2 separate regions of the Homo sapiens genome follow, and region 1 is linked to region 2. Evidence: chromatin loops called from intact Hi-C (ENCODE). Cell type or tissue: Panc1. All regions are shown on one strand. Each heading gives the region's core, and the rest is flanking DNA. Links, peaks and the distances in the headings are about the cores only. Region 1 has its middle 7.3 kb from the start of ZBTB5. Region 2 overlaps FRMPD1 (FERM and PDZ domain containing 1).

The links. A loop is a pair of places that touch in the nucleus more often than their neighbours do. Peaks named below come from ENCODE experiments on the same cell type or tissue, not always from the same donor. Only the 100,000 strongest peaks of a DNase experiment are listed, where the experiment ranks them.
Region 1: a loop joins it to region 2, with 3 times the contacts of the local background. A loop is called at or near these places in 24 of 110 quality-filtered maps.

The regions. Positions count from the first base shown.
Region 1 is chr9:37,470,069-37,475,444 of GRCh38, forward strand. No RefSeq gene overlaps it. Among named protein-coding and RNA genes, the nearest start is that of ZBTB5, 7.3 kb to the left of the region's middle. In Panc1, for the core only: no CTCF peak of the experiment used is centred there; a DNase peak (open chromatin) is centred at 2,473; H3K4me3 peaks cover 1,360 bases; H3K27ac peaks cover 4,911 bases.
Region 2 is chr9:37,744,525-37,749,900 of GRCh38, forward strand. FRMPD1 (FERM and PDZ domain containing 1) reads left to right here. Exons shown (of 16, transcript NM_014907.3): 16 at 1-2,380. The coding sequence ends at 2,245. Among named protein-coding and RNA genes, the nearest start is that of TRMT10B, 6.6 kb to the right of the region's middle. RefSeq lists an enhancer at 1,366-1,867. In Panc1, for the core only: no CTCF peak of the experiment used is centred there; a DNase peak (open chromatin) is centred at 2,837.

The DNA of each region.
Region 1 (5,376 bases), core at 53-5,052, 270 kb before region 2:
TTTTTAAACAAAATACAAAGCCTGAGCGGTAGAGAGTAAGTCTGATAAATGAAGCTAAATAATAATTTACATTTTTCTATTGTGCAAAAAATTCCATAATTGAAAGACAAAGAATAGAGAAAACCATTTGCAACACATAACATAGATTTTAAAAAAAATTTTTAGAGACAAGAGTCTCACTCTGTCATCCAAGCTGGAGTACGGTGGCATGATCAACTCACTACAGCCTGAACCTTCTGGGCTCAAGCAATCCTCCTGCCTCAGCCTCCCTAGTAGTTGGGATTACAGGCATGTGCCATCATGCCTGGCAAGTTTTTATTTTTTGTAGAGATGGGGTCTCACTGTGTTGCCCAGGATGGTCTCAAATTCCTGACCTCAAGCAGTCTTCCTGCCTCAGCCTCCCAAAGTGCTAGGATCACAGGCATGAGCCAATGTGCCCGGCCATAACATAGATTTAAAAGGCTAGGTTCCTTAACATATAAAGAGTTCCTGTATCTCATTAAGACCAATAACCAACTGTAAAAATAAGCAAAGGACACAAATAGAGAATTCATAGAACAAGACATAAAAATGGCTGACGCCTGTAATCCCAGCACTTTAGGAGGCCGAGGCTGGCGGATCATGAGGTCAGGAGTTCGAGACCAGCCTGACACACATGGTGAAACCTCATCTCGACTAAAAATGGAAAAATTAGCCAGGCGTGGTGGCACGTGCCTGTAATCCCAGCTACTCAGGAGGCTGAGGCAGGAGAATCGCTTGAACCCCAGAGGCAGAGGTTGTGGTGAGCCCAGATGGCGCCACTGCACACCAGCCTGGGTGACAGAGCAAGACTCCGTCTTAAAAAAAAAAAAGAAAAAGGAAAAAGAAAATGGCTGATAAACATGAAAAGATTCTCATTCTACCTCATACAAAAGAAATACTAAATATAATACAATGAGATATCATTATTCAACTATCTGGATCAGAAAAAAATCAAACTATTTTATAACATGCCATGTTTGCAAGGGTTTAGGTATAAGCAGCCATTCTTATTCACAGCTAGTGGGAGTAGAAATTGGTACAGATTCTACAGAAGTCAATTTGGCAGTATCTACTAATGGAATCCACTCAGAACTACTGATGTGCTATGGAGATTATTTTAAGCTGAAAACATCTAACAAACAGCAGCCATAAAGAAAAAATCTTATCTAAGCTTCTTTCCTTGATTTATCCAAAGCTTCCTGAAAATACAACCATCACAAATCCCCTTTCCAGGTGGTTTACAACCAGAAAGGAGATAGCTCATTTGCACCTGGATGAGAAATTACATAAACAAAAGGTTATCAGAATTGTCTGTACCTTCCACTTCTTTGCTTTCACTTGTTTCTCACTAGTTTCTCACCATTTGCTTTCCCTTGAAGTCCGAACTCTCTTCCTTGAAGGTCCTGTCTCTCCTTATTAAGATGATACATAAATCCTTAACTCTAACTGTAGGGAGTGTCACTTTTTCTGTACACTTCCACATACATGAATAAACTTGTCTTTTCTTCTGTCAATCTGTCTTTTTTCAGTTAATCTGTAGGGCTCCAATCATTGAATCTTAAGTTGGCAAAAATTCATCTACAAATAATCTCTTACTCAGTGAGATCACACTTTTAGAATTTTATCCCACACATATACACAAGTATAAAATCACATATGCACAGTTATTTATTGCAGCATTATTTGTATTAAAAAACAATCCAAAACAAACAATTCATCAGTGAGGACTAACTAAATAAATTAGAGTACATCCATACAATTGAATCTATGAAGTTGTTAAACAAAATATTGAGGGAGGCTGGGCGCAGTGGCTCATGCCTGTAATTCCAGCACTTTTGGAGGCCAAGGCAGAAGGATCACTGGAGTCCAAGTGTTCAAGACCACCCTGGGCAACATAGGGAGGCCCCATCTCTGCAAAAAATACAGAAATTAGCCAGGTTTGGTGGCGTGCACCTGTAGTCCAAGCTACTTGGGAGCCTGGGTGCAAGGATCACTTGAGCCTGGGACATCAAGGGTGCAGTGAGCCATGATCATGCCACTGCACTCGCAGTGAGCCATGATCATGCCACTGCACTCCAGCCTGGGCGACAAAGTGAGATCCTGTCTCAAAAAGAAAAAAAAAAAATTGAGGAAAGAAAAAAAAAAAAAGAATGAGGAGACTTTCACTTTTGCTATAACAGAGTAACTAACTGCTCCCGTACTTGTCCTCCGTGAGTAAACACCTAGAAAACTAGAAAAAAAAAAGGTGAAATAATGTTTTTAGACATTGGACAGTAGGCAGCACAAAACAGTGATTCCTGAGAGAGGGGGGAACAAAAGCAAGGGAGCCTTACAATTGCTCCAGTTTTCTTCCCGGAGACACTTTCTGGACAACGAAACAGGAAGGAGAGTTCAAACAGAGCATGGTAGTCTCCCACTGATTTGAGGAGAGAGATTGGAATTCCAAGAGAGTGAGTCAGCAGGAATTTGCAGGGTAAATTACTGGAGAAGAGGCACCTAGGCATAAAAAGCCTTCCAGAAATTCTTCCTAGGAATCTTCCACAGTCTGTTAGTGATTACCAAACTGTGTATGAGTAAGATGAAACTCTAAAATAGGCCAGGCAAAGAACAATTCTGAAAAATCACACAGAGATGGGAAACATTCAAATTCTGACTAAAGCTGAATAATAAAAATAAGATTTTGTTTGTTTTTCAATTTCTTTAAAAGAAAGGCTTTTGGCCGGGCACGGTGACTCACGCCTGTAATCCCAGCCCTTTGGGAGGCTGAGGTGGGCGGATCACAAGGTCAGGAGTTCGAGACCAGCCTGGTGAATGTGGCGAAACCCCGTCTCTACTAAAAATACAAAAAAATTAGCCAGGAGTGGTGGCAGGCACCTGTAGTCCCAGCTACTCAGGAAGCTGAGGCAGGAGAATCACTTGAACCTGGGAGGCAGAGGCTGTGTGAGCCGAGATTGTGCCACTGCACCCCAGTCTGGGCAACAGGGCGAGACTCCGTCTCAAAAACAAAAAAAAAAAGAAAGGCTTTTACATTGTATGTGAAATGGTGTAATATTATCTCTATGTACACGGATATTTTAAAGATGCATTTTTTTTCTTTTTTTTTTTTTTGAGATGGAGTTTCACTCTTGTTGCCCAGGCTGGAGTGCAATGGCTCAATCTCGGCTCACTGCACCTCCGCCTCCCAGGTTCAAGCGATTCTCCTGCCTCAGCCTCCCTAGTAGCTGGGATTACAGGTGTGTGCCACCATGCCCAGCTAATTTTGTATTTTTAGTAGAGATGGGGTTTCACCACGTTGGTCAGGCTGGTCTCAAACTCCTGACCTCAGATGATCCACCCACCTCGGCCTCCCAAAGTGCTGGGATTGCAGGCATGAGCCACCATGCCTGGCCAAAGATGCATGTTATAAACCCTAGAGCAGGGGTCAGCAAATATTTTCTATAAAGGGACAGACAGTAAATATTTTGGGCTTTGCAAACTGCAAGTGGTCTCTGTTGCATATTCATCACATATTTTTCTTCCTCCTTTTGTTTTTGTTTTGTTTTGTTTTTGCAACTCTTAAGAAATGTATAAACATTCTTAGCCCAAGGATTATATAAAAATAGGCCAAATTTAGCCATTGGGACATTGTTACAAACTGAATGTTTGTGTCTCCTCCACCTGGATTGATGTGTTGCAGCCCTAACCCCCAGTGTGATGGTATTAGGAGGTGGGACCTTTGGGAGGTAATTAGCTTTAAATGAGATCTTGAGGGTAGAGCACCCAGGATGGGATTGGTGGCTGTAAAAGAAGAGGAAGATGGAGTGGTGCCTCACACCTGTAATCCCAGCACTTTGGGAGGCTGAGGCAGGCAGATCATGAGGTCAGGAGTTTAAGACCAGCCTGACCAACATGGTGAAACTCCATCTCTGCTAAAAACCCAAAAATTAGCCAGGTGTGGTGGTGCACACCTGTAATCCCAGCTACTCAGGAGGCTGAGGCAAGAGAATCGCTTGAACCCAGCATGCGGAGGTTGCAGTGAGCCGAGATAGCACCACTGCACTCCAGCCTGGGCAACAGAGCAAGAATCTGCCTCAAAATAAATAAATAAATAAATAAATAAATAAATAAATAAATAAGAGAAAGAGACACTAGAGCTTCTCTCTCCGTCGTGTGAGGATACAGCAAGAAGGTGGCTGTCTACAAGGCAGAAAGGGGGCCCTCACCAGGAACTGAATCTGCTGGCGCCTTGATCTTGGATATTAGAGCCTCAAGAACTGTGAAAAATAAAGGTCTGTTGTTTAAGTCACTCACTCTGTGGTATTTTGTTATAGCAACCCAAGCCGACTAAGACAGTCATATTTGCCACCCCCTTCTCTAGATCAACCACCGAAAACACTAAAGAGGTATATCTAATAACCAATAGTGGAAATAAAATAAATACTAAAAAAATTCTAATAATCCAAAAGAATGCAGGAAAAAGGAATAAAAAAGGAATGGCACAAATAGAAAACAGTAACTGAATGGTAGATTTAAACCCAACAATGTTGATAATTACACTAAATGTAAATGCTCTAAAAGCTTCAATTAAAAGGCAGTGATTGTTAGACTGAATTAAAAAAAAGACCCAACTATATGCAGTGCATAGAAAACCTGTTTTAAATATAAAGACATAAATAGGTTGAGAGTAAAAAATATGGAAAAAGATATATCATATAAACGACAATCATAAGAAAACCGGAGTGACTATATTAATATTTGGTAAAGTGGATTTTAGGATAAGTTATACTGCAAGATATTAAGAAAGACAATTCTAATGATAAAAGGGTGAATTAATAAAGAAGAGATAATTCCCCTGAATGAACATGTTTCTAGTAACAAAGCTTCAAAACACATCTTAGCCCATTATCTGTTGCTATAACAGATCACCAGCACAGGCTGGGTGTATTAGCCCATTCTCACACTGGTATAAAGAAATACCTGAAACTTGGGTAATTTATAAATAAAAGAAATTTAATTGGCTCACAGTTCCATAGGCTCTACAGGAAGCATGGCTGGGGAGGCCTCAGAAAACTTACAGTCATTGTGGAAGGTGAAGGGAAAGCAGGCATATCTTACATGGTGGGAGCAAGAAGAAGAAAGTGAAGGGGGAGGTGCTATACACTTTCAAACAACCAGATCTCATGAGAGCTCTATCATGAGATAGCACTAGGGGAATAGTGCTAAACCATTAGAAACCACCACCATGATCCAATCACCTCCCACCAGGCCCCACCTCCAACACTGGGGATTACAATTCAACACGAGATTTGGGTAAGGACACAGAGCCAAACCATATCACTGGGTAACTCATAAAGACAGGGAATTAGTTGGCTCATG
Region 2 (5,376 bases), core at 273-5,272:
TGCCAAGACCCTGAGGAAAAGAAGGTCTTTCCTACAGACCGACTACACCTCTCAGGTCTCATTTCCCCTGGTGCCATCAGCCTCCCTGGAGAGTGTAGACGACGTGTGCTACTATGACAGGGAGCCCTACCTGGCCCTTGGTGCACCCTCCCCAACTGTGTCCTCTCTGCAGGACATGCAGGGTGAGCCTGGCCTTCTGGAGACCAAGGCCTTGGGGCTGCTGGCTCCTCTGAGGGAGACCAAGAGCACAAACCCAGCCTCCAGGGTCATGGAGATGGAGCCCGAGACCATGGAAACCAAATCAGTCATCGACTCTCGAGTGTCTTCTATTTCTGCCATTCGCTTCCGGATTGACCCCAACAATAAAGAGAATTCTGGTGTTGTCCCTGCTGCCAGCTCCTCAGCAAGCACTCCTCACTGTTCTAACCCAGGTTCATCTGGCCCAGATACTGCTCAGGCAAGGCCTTCCCAAATCTTACCTCTATCTCAAGACCTGGATGGGATTGCCCCCAAAGAACCAACCATAGAGCATGGAGACAGCTCCTTCTCCCTCTCCAGTGGTGACCCTAACCCAGACAGAGCCTGCCTGGCCAGCAACCCAGGACTAAATAATGTCTCTCAAGGAGACACACTAGAGCTCCAGTTGGAGCCCCATGTCCAGTTGGAAATGGGATTGGAATCTTTTTGTACAAATCATATACAAGAAACTGCCCCCAAATACACAGAGCCTTTGTTGTCTCCTAGAGATGAGCCTAGAAGTGATGAATGTGGAATAAATCCAGGAGAGAAGATAGCTTCTATCCCTACAAAGGAAGAGCCACAAGGACAACTATCTCTGGAAAGAGACAGAGAAGTTACAAACAAAAATGGCACCAACGTATTTCAGGAGGAGTCTAGGAAGGATTCAGGTGACTCCCCGGGTGATGTGTCAAATAATGTTTCACAGACTCTTGATATTAGCTCTCCAGCTGGTAAAATAGTAACCTCCCTTTCTTTAGATGCTCCTGTAACAGGGACCGAGCAGATCCCACCACATCCCCCTAGAGACCCTCAAGGACAGAGCAGAGAACCCCCAGGGCAAGGCTGCCAGGCTCAAGAACAAAAACTATTCGTAGAGTTGGATTTAGACCCTGATTTCTTTCTTGGGAAGCAGACAGTTTCACCAGCCGTCCCTCCAGAGGGGATCAAGGCAGAGGCACCTAACCATGTGACAGGGCAAGATATAGCCCCTAGGGACAGCCCTGAGTGGGTCTGTTTTAATCCTGAGCCTTCCCTGCCAGAACCACTACCATGTCCACAAGAGGATCCTCACTTAGAAACTTCAAACCATTGCTTACTCTCAGAAGGCAAAAGTGACAGCTCTAGCATCTGCCTTTCTGCTGAGAAGTCTTTTCTGTGCTTTGCCCCAGAAAGCCATCCTGAAGTCTCTGCCAGTCTCAGGGTGGCCACATCTTTGGGTTTTGCAGGCATGAATGAGATGGTGGCTCCCAGGATAGGGATGGACCAGTGCAGCTGTCAGTTCTCCTATGCCACATGCTTCCGTGGCCCGCAGCCTGAGACAGAGGAAGAAGACAGGGACTTGGAAGCACACCCCATGGCCCCCCTCACCTCACCGCCCTCTGCGGGAAGCCCGGTGGTTCTGCCCTGGAGGCCTGCCCGAGCCCACAGCTGCACCACCGCACCCCTGTCGAGGAAAAGCCACATCTGGCCAGAGTACTGCTCCAGGGCACTGAGACAGCTGAAAGCCACCCCTGCCAGCACCCCTGAGGGCTTCATCCAACTCATGGAGAGCTTGCTGGAGCTACAAGACATTTTAGAAACTTCCTGGGGGGTTGGAAACAAACATCCCCCAGAGAAGTGCACCTGGCACTTTACCGAAAGCCGGAGCCGCCTCTGCATGGGCTCCCAGAAGCTCCTGTCGAGCTGTCGGCATGTGATCAGAATGGACCAGTCCCCCGAAGAGATGCAGGGGGCCGTGCGTGACACCTTCCAGCACCTGGTCCAGCTGGCCGGCCTGTGCTTTCAGTTCACAGACTGTAGCCGCTGCTCCGCCCGGCACAGGGAGGCAGCGGGGAACCTGAGGGATGTGGTGTACACCTACCATCAGTTTATAGAGGCTGCTAAATCGACCTGCGAGAGAGGCTACCACGACCTGAGTGTGAAACTCCTGGCCCGTCAGTGCACGGCCCTCACGGCCGCCGTGTTCTGTTTGACCCAGAAGTTCCGGGCATCCACGGCCCTGTAAACAGGTCAACGGCCCAAGGGCCTCCTGCCCTGTCCTGCCTTGGACACTTCCCTGAGAAGCCCCTTCCACTCTCCCACCCACCCTCTTCAAATGTTTACTATATAGAGTATTCAAATAAACTGCTGCTTAATCTTGGCCTGAGTCATAGAGTTTGGGTTAAAAGCATTCACTTATATTCGTTCAACAGACATTCACTGGATACTTCCTTTGTGCCAGGCCTTGGGATTTACAGATGAGTAAGACAAGTCTCTCCCCCTGGTCAGGATGCTTACAGACTCTCTAGGCACAGATTAGTTAGATCACTATCAGCAAAGTGTTTATCATAAAAGGAGCGTACCCAAGGAGTGTAGAAGCAAAAGGAATACTCAAGAAGGCAGGGGTGAGGGAGAAAGGTGGGGGTCACTGAAAAACAGTCTTGACTTCTCATATCACACTTATTTGGCAATAACCTTTGCAAATAGGAGTGAATACCGGTAATATTTGATAGACTTCGACCTTCACAAGTTATGGTTTGCAGCGCCTGCACCAGGAGGCCTGGGATTCTTGGCTGCCCCACTGCAGCAAGCATAGGTTGCCACTAGGTGGCAGGAAGTTCTTTCATTGCAAGGCCACACATGTGCTTTATCTGAAATTGATTGCATCCCTGAATCTTGCACCTTATTCCTGTTTTAAATATATAAAAAGCCGAACATTAAAGCCTTGAATTAGATTTGCCTTTTTAAGAAAATTAAAGCAAAAGAAATATATTGGATACCTTTCTTACCCCAGTTGAGCCAGTTAATCCCAGTTCATCCTGGTGGACCTTAGACAAGCCACCTAACCTCTCAGTGCTTTGGTTTTCTTTTCTGCAAATTGGCATACTAATAGTGCCCATTTTATGGGATAGAAATCCAGCAAGTACTCAATCTAGTAGATGATAAATGCTAGCAATAACCCTCAGCTCTTATGGACGTCTCTTCTAGTCTGAAACCATCCACTGTATTTTGTTTTTAGACCCCAGGGAAACTGATTTTAAGCCTCCCTTGGGGTGCCTCTTTGCCTGGCTTCTCTGTCCAGGCCAAAGGTGGTTTAGTCACTCACCTTAGGCTATTAGAGTTCGTTAAAGGAGTCCCTTGTCCCTCTGGTGCTCCTGACCAGTGTGAGCTCAGTGCTGCCGCTGTGGCTCTTCTCTAGGGCTCCTTCCCTCCACCCAGCAAAAGCAGGAACAGAAAGGAGAGTATGAAGTCACACACCTCAGCTCTCTCCAAACAGAAGGAAAACAATACCTGAGAGAAGACGTGAAAAGGCATCCTTCCCATCTCCTGTTACCGATAACTTGTTGTTAATAACTAGAAACCAGTTACCAGTACTTGTGCCAGGAAAAGACGTATTTTCTTAGAGGCCTGTTTCTTTTCATAGGATACTTTGAATAAAACTTAAATGAGGCTCTTGAACACAGATTGGAAGCAATTTCATGGCAATGAAAAATAGGAACTACAGGGCACCAAAATAATAAAAATTGCCTAATGTTAAACAAGACCTGAAACTTTTGTCAGCAGAAAGCTGTGAAGAGGTAAAAACACAACCTATGTGTTCACAAGTTTAGGGGAGGAGCTCGGGACTTCACTCAACAAGAATTTTTTTTTTTTTTTTTTAGATGGAGTTTCACTCTTGTTGCCCAGGCTGGAGTGCAATGGTACGATCTTGGCTCACTGCGACCTCTACCTCCCAGGTTCAAGCGATTCTCCTGCCTCAGCCTCCTGAGTAGCTGGGATCACAGGCGTCTGCTGCCATGCCCAGCTAATTTTTGTATTTTTTTAGTAGAGATGGGGTTCCACCATGTTGCCCAGGCTGGTCTCGAACCCCTGACCCCAGGTGATCTGCCCACCTTGGCCTCTCAAAGTGCTAGGATTACAGGGGTGAGCCACTGCACCTGGCCTCAATCAGGATTTGAATCCTGGCTTTGGCCTGTGTTATCAGGCATTTCTCTGGGCCTCAGTTTCCCCATCTGGCAAAAGGAAATAATACTCCTTTTCATTTAATGAGGGCCTAATATGTGGCAGATGTCTTATTTAGATACCTTGAATGCATTTTTCTAATACAGCCAACACCCTAGAGATTGTTGAATAATATATATTCAGCATTATTGTGAAGAATAAATAATCATGGAAGGCACAAAGAAGACTGAAGCTTCCAGCTCAGAACTCAATACATGTTTATTTCCTTTTTCTTTGGTTCTCCTCCCCTCAAATTCATTAACTGTCTTGAGTTGCTACTGTATGGAGCTGCTATTTTTCTCTACAGTTCCCATGAGGAGAACTAAGTCCCAGAAGTGCTGGGAAACCCTTCACTGTTTGTTGAAAAGCTAAAGAAGCAGGGGAAATTGCACTGTTTAGCACTTTCTTTGAGTCATGCAGCCTCCAACATGAGATAGGCAGAATGGGGACTTGCTACCCTGAAATGCAAGGGTCAATTGTTTAGTGACTAAGAAACGATGGGACATTTACACCTTTCCTTCCTTTTCCCACCCACCATCACATTGGCTGATTCATTTCTTTCAACAAACATTCATGGGTTGCCCATGCCAGGTGATGCCTGATGCAGCATCATCTGCTTGATGCAGAATGTAAATAATTGGGGAAGAATCTTATTATATTTTGAAAAGCTCCTGAGAGAGATTAGGTGACACGTGAAGATAGAGGCTTACAACATAAGGCGCGGTTCACTCGGCCTCCAAAGAGAACAGATAAGGTGCTGTGAGGAGTCTAAGGAGAGAGAAGTCATTTTGGAGTGAGGGGCAGAGTAGTAATCAGGGAAAGCTTCCTGCAGAAATCAGCATTAATTAAAACTAGCCTGTCAAGAAGTATTTATTGAGTATCTACTGTGTGTCAGGTCCTGGATCTGATAGATAGAATTTGGATATGTCAAGAATGTAGAAAAAAATCATTCATTTATTGTCAACAAATATATACTATGCAGTGGCATTGGGAATACAACCACGAACACGGCAGACATAGTCTCCTCAAGGAACTTATAATTGTAGGAAAGACACAGAAAAAAAAATCCATTACTGACTGAGAGGTGATACAAAGAAACCAAGAAAAGATGCCAAGACAGGGATAGAATGAACCAATCTTGCCAAAGTGATCGTC